2 separate regions of the Homo sapiens genome follow, and region 1 is linked to region 2. Evidence: read pairs that join two places in POLR2A ChIA-PET (ENCODE). Cell type or tissue: B cell. All regions are shown on one strand. Each heading gives the region's core, and the rest is flanking DNA. Links, peaks and the distances in the headings are about the cores only.

What was found. Peaks named below come from ENCODE experiments on the same cell type or tissue, not always from the same donor. Only the 100,000 strongest peaks of a DNase experiment are listed, where the experiment ranks them.
Region 1: POLR2A ChIA-PET joins it to region 2 with 5 read pairs; 9 of 35 experiments call an interaction of 5 or more read pairs at or near these places.

What each region holds. Positions count from the first base shown.
Region 1 is chr20:37,166,754-37,171,147 of GRCh38, reverse strand. It overlaps MROH8 (maestro heat like repeat family member 8), which reads left to right. Exons shown (of 25, transcript NM_152503.8): 5 at 2,905-3,027. Among named protein-coding and RNA genes, the nearest start is that of RPN2, 10 kb to the left of the region's middle. In B cell, for the core only: no CTCF peak of the experiment used is centred there; no DNase peak of the experiment used is centred there.
Region 2 is chr20:37,274,282-37,278,675 of GRCh38, reverse strand. No RefSeq gene overlaps it. Among named protein-coding and RNA genes, the nearest start is that of MANBAL, 13 kb to the left of the region's middle. RefSeq lists a silencer at 1,263-1,312. In B cell, for the core only: no CTCF peak of the experiment used is centred there; DNase peaks (open chromatin) are centred at 1,485, 1,865 and 3,435; H3K4me3 peaks cover 677 bases; H3K27ac peaks cover 2,977 bases.

The DNA of each region.
Region 1 (4,394 bases), core at 201-4,200, 110 kb after region 2:
AATACTATTCAGCAATTAAAGGAGGGAACTATCGATACAACAGCAAAGATGAATCGCAGAGGCATTGTGTTGAGTGAAAGAAACCAATCAGAAAAGGTTACAGACTGTATGATTCCAGTTGTGTGACATTCTTGAAAAGACAAAACATGGTGATGCAGAACAGATTAGTGATTCCTAGGCATTAGGGTGGGGAGAGGATGTGACTAAAAAGGGATAGCAGGAGAGAAATTTAGGGGATGGTGGAACTGTTCGTATCCTGATTGTGGTGATGGTTACACATGTGTATGTGTGTGTTATAACACATGGAACCACATGCTTCCTGCCGAAATCAGTTTTACTGTATGATACATTTTTAAAAATCATGTTGTCACTTTGTACCGCATAAATATATACAACCATAATTTGTCAATTTACCAAAACACACACAAAACACACACATACACATACACACAAAACCACACAGAGCCTCCACTGGAAGGAGGATGAGGGAAACTTCAGGAATGCTAGTAATAATCTGTTGCTGGCTACAGGGTGTTTTTTGGTTTGTGAAAATCCACCAAACTGTACATTTTCTTTATGTAGAATACCAATGAAAAATAAAAATAAAACATTTAAAGCCAACATGTTGGCCTTCACTTTTGACTTCAGCTAATCCTTATACTTCATATCAGCATGGTTTTCTTTCGATTTCTTTGTAGTTAATGAAGGGCTTGGATTGCTGCCATGAATTGAAACAAAAAAGCCCATTACCTGCCTTGAGCTGATTCCACAGTCAGTCAGGGAAATAGATTAATAAGAAGGTCATTATGTCAGAGTATCGCAAGTGCTGTGATAGCAATTTATTCATGTGGTTTGTAGATACACTTAGAAAGGACACTGGACCAGCCAGGCGCAGTGGCTCACACCTGTAATCCCAGCACTTTGGTAGGCCAAGGTGGGCAGATCACGAGGTCAGGAGTTCAACACCAGCCTGGCTAACATGGTGAAACCCCCATCTCTACTAAAGATACAAAAAATTAGCCGGGCATGGTGGCAGGTGCCTGTAATCCCAGCTACTTGGGAGGCTGAGACAGGAGAATAGCTTGAACCTGGGAGGCGGAGGTTGCAGTGAGCCAAGATCATGCCATTGCACTCCAGCCTGGGCAACAGGGTGAGACTCTGTCTCAAAAGAAAAAAAAGAAAGGACACTGGACCCTGCTTCAGGAGCAAACGCATTCTCCAAGTCTTAAGATATATAGAGATTTTTTTTTTCTTTTTTGAGACAGAGTCTTGCTCTGTCACCCAAGCTATAGTTCAGTGGCGCGATTTTGGCTCATTGCAACCTCCGTCTCCCAGGTTCAAGCACACCTATAGTCCCAACTACTCAGGAGGCTGAAGTACAAGGATCCCATGAGCCCAGGAGATGTAGACTGCAGTGAGTGGTGATCACGCCACTGCACTCCAGCCTGGATGACAGAGCAAGACCCTGTCTTAAAAAAAAAAAAAAGGTTCTATGATAAATAGGAATTTTATATATATATGTATGTATGTATAATTAGAAAAGAGGCCGGGTGCAGTGGCTCACGCCTGTAATCCCAGCATTTTGGGAGGCCAAGGCAGGCAGATCATCTGAGGTCAGGAGTTCGAGACCAGCCTGGCCAAGATGATAAAACCCCATCTCTACTAAAAATACAAAAATTAGCTTGGTGTGGTGGTGCATGCCTGTAGTCCCAGCTACTTGGGAGGCTGTGGCAGGAGAATCACTTGAACCCAGGTGTACCACTGCAGTCCAGCCTGGGTGACAGAGCGAGACTCCATCTCAAAAAAAAAAAAAAAAAAAGAAAAAGAAAAAGAGAGGCCAGGCATGGTGGTTCTCACCTGTCATCCCGTCATCCCAGCACTTTGGGAAGCCAAGGCAGGTGGATCACTTGAGCTCAGGAGTTTGAGACCAGCCTGGGCAACATAATACAAATAATTAGCTGGACGTGGTGGTGCGTGCCTGTGGTCCCAGCTAGTTGGGAGGCTGAGGCGGGAGGATTGCTTGAGCCCAGGAGGTTGAGGTTGCAGTGAGCTGAGATCGTGCCACTGCACTCCAGCCTGGGTGACAGAGCGAGACTCCATGTCAAAAAAATAATAATAATAATAGTAATAATAAAATAAAAAAGAAAAAGAGAATGTTAGTACTGAGAGATTTTATTCTTCCAATCAGAACTTGGATTTTAATAGGAAATTTTAAAAGCAAAATAATGAATTTTTAATGACATTGAAAGAACTAGAAGTAACAGAATCAGAGAGGTCACCTTTAGGAAGCTTTTTTTTTTTTGAGATGGGATCTCACTCTGTCACCCAGGCTGGAGTGCAGCGGCACCATCTCAGCTCACTGCAACCTCCGCTTCCCAGGTTCAAGTGATTCTCGTGCCTCAGCCTCCCAAGTAGCTGGGACTACAGGCACAGGCACGCGCCACCACGCCTGGCTACTTTTTTGTATTTTTAGTAGAGACAGGGTTTCACCATGTTGGCCATGCTGGTCTGGAACTCCTGACCTCAGGTGATCTGTCCACCTCGGCCTCCTAAAGTGCTGGGATTACAGGCATGAGCCACCATGCCCAGCCTAGGAAGCTTAATCAGGCAACACTACACAGGACAGGCAGGTAGAAAAGCAAAGACTAAGAGTGGGGAAAGCCAGGATGGAACATGGAGCTGAGAGGAGAGCCGAGGTCTCAAAGCAAGGCAGGGCCAGCGGACAAGGAATTTCACTGAAATCTTCCGTAATTTACTCATTCTTTGTAATAAAAGACTGATATTGGGTTGAAAGAGATGTCAGATATTTAAAGCATTCCAAGAAACTTTTCAAAAACTCTCCACAGTTATTCAAATAAGATTATGACATATAATTGTATTTTTATCATTTTCCCACAAATTCAGGGTGAACTTGAAAAGCTGAAATTCCTAGGAGATCTGTCTTCTCTCAGCCAAGCTTTACCTTATGATGAAACCGCAAAATCATTCATTCACAGCCACATAGCAGACATTGTGCATACCTTAAATGTAAGTATTATGACCTTATCACAAATGATTGGGATCACACAAATTCAGTGACTTGGCCAAAGCATTTTTTAGTGGCTTCACCTATGTTATCAATTCACTTGAACTCTTCTAGTATCAGTATCTCCACATGGAGGAGAAATACTCATGGCCACCCCACACATGTAATCACCCTTGAAAACCAATTAAAAGAAGAGTAGAAAGGACAGGAACAGCATTTGAATTTCTCAGCAAGGCCAACGCTACATTCTCATGACTCAAGCAGTAGTTCCCAGACAGTCCCCATAATCGTATGCCTAGGTTCAGGGGACAGCCCTGCCTTTTTATAGCTGTGAAACTGTAGGAAATTACTTCACTTCTCAATGCCTCAGTTTCCTCCCCTATAAAACAAGAATAGCTATATCTACTTCACAGAGCTATTGTGACCATTAAATTCAAAATAAATATAAGCCATGTCCATGGTACCTAATACACACGAGCCACTTGAGAAACATGACTATATTATTGTTATCGTATTTTGTTCTATTTGTACTTACTCCAGCCACACTCTGCCACCAACTCATCCATTCATTCCCTCATTAAGTGCCTGACAGTTCCAGGAACTGTCTTGGGAATTTGGGCTACAAAGACAAAGAAGACAAAATCCCTATTTATGCAGCCAAGCAAGGTATAATAAAATGTCACAGGAACTGTGACAAGTTTAAATAGGCATATGGGGGGCTGAGAGTAGAGATTGAGTGGTCAGTTCCATGGCAAAGGATCCAGAAGGGCATTGCAAAGGAGCTGATGCACTCAAGCAAGTACTTCTTGGTGTTTTAGTTTTCTCATCTGTGAAATGTCTCCTTCAGTTTCTCTAAAGCTTTAAAATTCTGATGTTGAAATTTCTTACATACTCCAGAAATATGAGTAGTTCTTTCTCATATCACAGATCTATAAGGCTGATTAGACTGATAGCTTTTATAATTCAAGGCTAACCAGCTAACAGTTTTAAGTAATGGACAGTTACCAAGGATCTTCTATATCCAAACACACTGTGGTGCTTTGATAAAGGTTACGCATTTCCTGGAAACCTTAATCCTTGCCCTTGAAGGGTTTAGGATCCATCTGTAAGTAGCCATATTTCAAAAAGTAAATAGGTTGAGAACTATTCCAAATAATACATTAAGAAGAACAGGATGATATAATACAGGTTTAACAACAAAAAGCGGCGGCTCACATGTGTAATTCCAGCACTCTGGGAGGCCGAGGTGGGCGAATCACTTGCGGTCAGGAGATTGAGATCAGCCTGGCCAACATGGTGAAACCCCGTCTCTACTAAAAATACAAAAAATAGCCGGGCATGGTGGCAGGCGCCTGTAATCACAGCTTCT
Region 2 (4,394 bases), core at 132-4,131:
AGTGAGCCACCGCACCCAGCCAGGAGTTCTTTTTATTTTTATTTAATTTTAAAAATTAAATAAAATTTAATTTAATTAAGTTAAAGATAATTTAAGCCAGGCACGATTGCTCACACCTGTAATCCCAGCACTTTGGGAAGCCAAGGCAGGTGGATTGCTGGAGCCCAGAAGTTCGAGACTAGCTTGGGCCACATGGTGAAACTCCTTCTCTACAAAAAATATGCAAAAAATTGCTAGGCGCGGTGGCTCATGTCTGTAATCCCAGCACTTTGGGAGGCCGAAGCGGGAGGATCACGAGGTCAGGAGATTGAGACCATCCTGGCTAAAACGGTGAAACCCCGTCTCTACTAAAAATACAAAAAATTAGCCGGGCATGGTGGCGGATGCTTGTAGTCCCAGCTACTCAGGAGGCTGAGGCAGGAGAATGGAGTGAACACGGGAGGCAGAGCTTGCAGTCAGCCGAGATCACGCCACTGCACTCCAGCCTGGGCAACAGAGCGAGACTCCATCTCAAAAAAAAAAAAATATATATATATATATAAAATTAACCGGGTATGGTGGTGCATGCCTGGAGTTCCAGCCACTCAGGAGACTGAGGTGGGAGAAGCACCTGAACCCTGGAAGTTGAGGCTGCAAAGCCGAGATTGTGCCACTGCACCCCAGCCTGGGTGTCGGAGTGAGACTGTATCTCCATAAATAAATAAATAAAATTCATTTAATTTAAATTATTTAATTTTTGAAATATTATTTTTTTAGAACCAGGGTCTCGCTGTGTTGTGCAGGCTGGAATGCTGCGGCAGTCATAGCTCACTGCAGCCTTGAACTCCTAGGTCAAGCAGTCCTCCCACCTTAACCATCAAGTAGCTGGGACTACAGGCTCGTGCCATCACAGCCAGCTAATTTGCTTGCTTTGTTTTTTGTAAAGATGAGGTCTCGCTATGTTGCCCAGGCTGGTCTTGAACTCCTGGGCTCAAGCGATCCACCCACCCGGGCTTCCCAAAGTGCTGGGATTACAGGCGTGAGCCACCGCACCTGGCCTATAGAGGTTTTTGTATTATTCTTGCAACTTTTCTAAAAGCTCAATGTTGTTTCAAAATTAGACATTTTTTTAGAAACATGTAAATCACATAATACACATAAATTCATTAAATACATTAAAGAATGATAAAATCACATAAATACATTAAGAATGATAACAGTGAGGAGCACTATTTTTTAAAAGTGACTAATGACGTAAGAACTTAAAATGGAGTGGTTTGTCTTATCAGAAGGCCAAGGAGGGCTTCCTGGAGGCAACACATTTAAGCTAAGGTCTGAGTGGAAGTTGATCGGGGGAAAGAGCTGCCTTCCAGGGAGAGGACACAGCAGAGGCCATGCAGCAAGAAAGAACAGAGCACCTTGGAGGAACTGAAAAAAGAAATCAGAGCAGCTGGAGCCAAGAGCCACACAGCCCCTCCTTCCTCACGTGATGATGAGCCGGACAGAGGGCAAGGTGTCAGGAAAGGGCTTCTCTTCTGGCCCAGGATGGGGTCTGTTTTGTTTTTCCTCTGCCCTTTCGGGTTCAAGTTCTTCTGCAACTTCCTCTGGCTCCCCTCCAATCTCAAGTTCTTCAGACTCTGCTCAAATGCAGTTCCCCAGGTCAAGGTCCCAGAATCCCAGCAACATATGGCAACTGGACCTGCCGGCTTTCACAGCCCCCTCCCCTTTAGCTCCATCTCAGCCCCACATCCCTGGTCCCCATCCGTCAACCCCTTTACCTGCCATTAAAATGAAACAAAACAACAAAAAAAAACACATTGGGCTGTTGTTTCAACTTATTTCTTCAATTTGCTTCCTGAGCCTCAGGCAGCTGGCTCCATCTGTGGACGGCTCTGTGCAGTTTCCACGTGCTCTCCGTCTACCATCCATTTCCAGAGAGCTCACGTAGTGCTGCGTTTCAGATTTCCTCTGGGGCGTCAGCCAAGAGCAACGCTGGGTGATTTTGTAGCATGAACCTGCATCATCAACACATGGCATCCTTCACCGAGGTTAGCCAAGTATTCTTTTTTTTGTTTGTTTGTTTTAAGACAGAGTCTCACCTGTTGCCCAGGCTGGAGTGTAGTGGTGTGATCTCGGCTCACTGCAACCTCTGCCTCCTGGGTTCAAGCGATTCTCCTGCCTCAGCCTCCCTAGTAGCTGGGATTACAGGCACGCGCCACCACACCCTGCTAATTTTTGTATTTTTAGTAGAGACGAGGTTTTGCCATGTTGGCCAGGTTGGTCTTGAACTCCTGATCTCAAGTGATCCACCCGCCTCGGCCTCCCAAAGTGCTGGGATTGCAGGGCACGAGCCACCGCTCCCGGCCTATCCAAGCATTTTGCAGATGCAGTGTAACATTGAGCCAAATCCTAGTAACGCTTTCTAAACCCCAGGAAGTAAGCACTGTTTCACTAGGTATTCACTGAATCAGAGAACTCGACTCTTAAAGGAAATGATGAGGTCTTATGGTCTAATACCCTCACTTTACAGACAGCTCAGGTAAGTCAAGGAATTTGCCCAAGGTCACAGAGCAATTTCATGGAGGAGCTGGACCAATATATATATTTTTTTTTTTAAGAAAAAGTCTCACTTTGTTGCCCAGGCTGGAGTGCAGTGGCACGATCTCAGCTCAATGCAAACTCCACCTCCACGGCTCAAGCAATTCTCGTGCCTTGGTCCCCCAAGTAGCTGGGATTACAGTGCTTGCCAACATGCCTGGCTAATTTTTGTATTTTTAGTAGAGACCACACCTGGCTAATTTATTTTTTTTTTCTTTTGAAATGGAGTCTTGCTCTTGTCACCCAGGCTGGAGTACAGTGGCACGATCTCGGCTTACTGCAGCCTCCACCTCCCAGGTTCAAGCTATTCTCCTGCCTCAGCCTCCTGAGTAGCTGGGATTACAGGCGCACGCCACCACGCCCTGCTAATTTTTGTACTTGTAGTAGATACGGGGTTTCGCCATGTTGGCCAGGCTGGTCTCAAACTCTTGACCTCAGGTGATCCGCCTGCCTCGGCCTCCCAAAGTGCTGGGATTAAAGGCATGAGCCACCGGCTAATTTTTGTATTTTTAGTAGAGACGGGGTTTCACCAGTCTGAGTCTCAAACTTCTGACCTCAAGTGATCCACCTGCGTCGGCCCCCCAAAGTGCTGGGATTACAGATGTAAGCCACTGCACCTGGTCTAGAAATCTGATTTCTTGATGCCTAGTAGAAGGTCAGTGTCCACAATAACCAGTTAATAATCAATGGACATGACCTCTCAGGAAGCTGGGATTCTGAATAGCAGCAACTGAAGAGCCTTTATCTAAGAAGTGAGCAGTTTGCACAGCCTTGTGGGAAATAAACCCCATGCCTCTATCTCATTGCATTTAGCAATACTGTATTTGTTGTGTTATTTTTATCCATTTGGTTTCACTCTAGCCCGGGTTCCTATTTCTCATTTATGACTAAAGACCCTCGCATGAGGAAAGGGGAAGTCAGAAAGAAAGAAGAGTCTTGTCTTTTGTACTCTGTAAACCTTTCCAGTCTTTTTTTTCTTCCTTTATAACATTTCCTTTCCAGAGCCAGACAAGCTTCTCAAATCTCCTGCATTTCCAACCCCCTGTTCGCCTTGGCTGTAATTATCTTGGGAAAATTTAAATTCCTTATCATGGCTTTGTGACAGTGCTGGCTCAAGATATACAAGCCCACTTCCATTCTGAGGTCTTGTCAGATTGTCCTCGATAGGTTTCCTTAATAGGAATTATTGTTAGATTTTTTTTTTAAAGTGTGATAATGGGATTGTGACTATGTCTAAAAAAGAGCCTTATCTTTCTGAGATACATACTGAAATATTTATCGATGAAATAATATGAAGTCTGTGGTTTTCTTCAATATATTCTAGTGGGAGAAGGAATGAAAAATAGGCTCACTTAATATGCTGGTCTCCCCTGCCTCTGTCCTGCAAGTTATTCTTTTTTTGTTTTTTTAGATGGAGTATCGCTCTGTCCCCCAGGCTGGAGTGCAATGACATGATCTCAGCTCACTGCAACCTGCCTCCCGGATTCAGGTGATTCTCCGGCCTCAGCCTCCCGAGTACCTGGGATTATAGGTGCCTGCCACCACACCCGGGTAATTTTTGTATTTTTAGTAGAGATGGGGTTTCACTACTTTGGCCAGGCTGGTCTCAAACTCCTGACCTCAGGAGATCCACCTGTCTCAGCCTCCCAAAGTGCTGGGATTGCAGGCGTGAGCCACCGCGCCTGGCCTCCTGCAAGTTCTTTTTGCTGCATCTTCCTCACCTCCACCCATTCACCCCCAATCTTTGAATCTGTTTATTTTGTGTCTGGGGACAGGATTTGCCTTTGGGAGACTCAGCCAAGAGAGTATGGGCACTG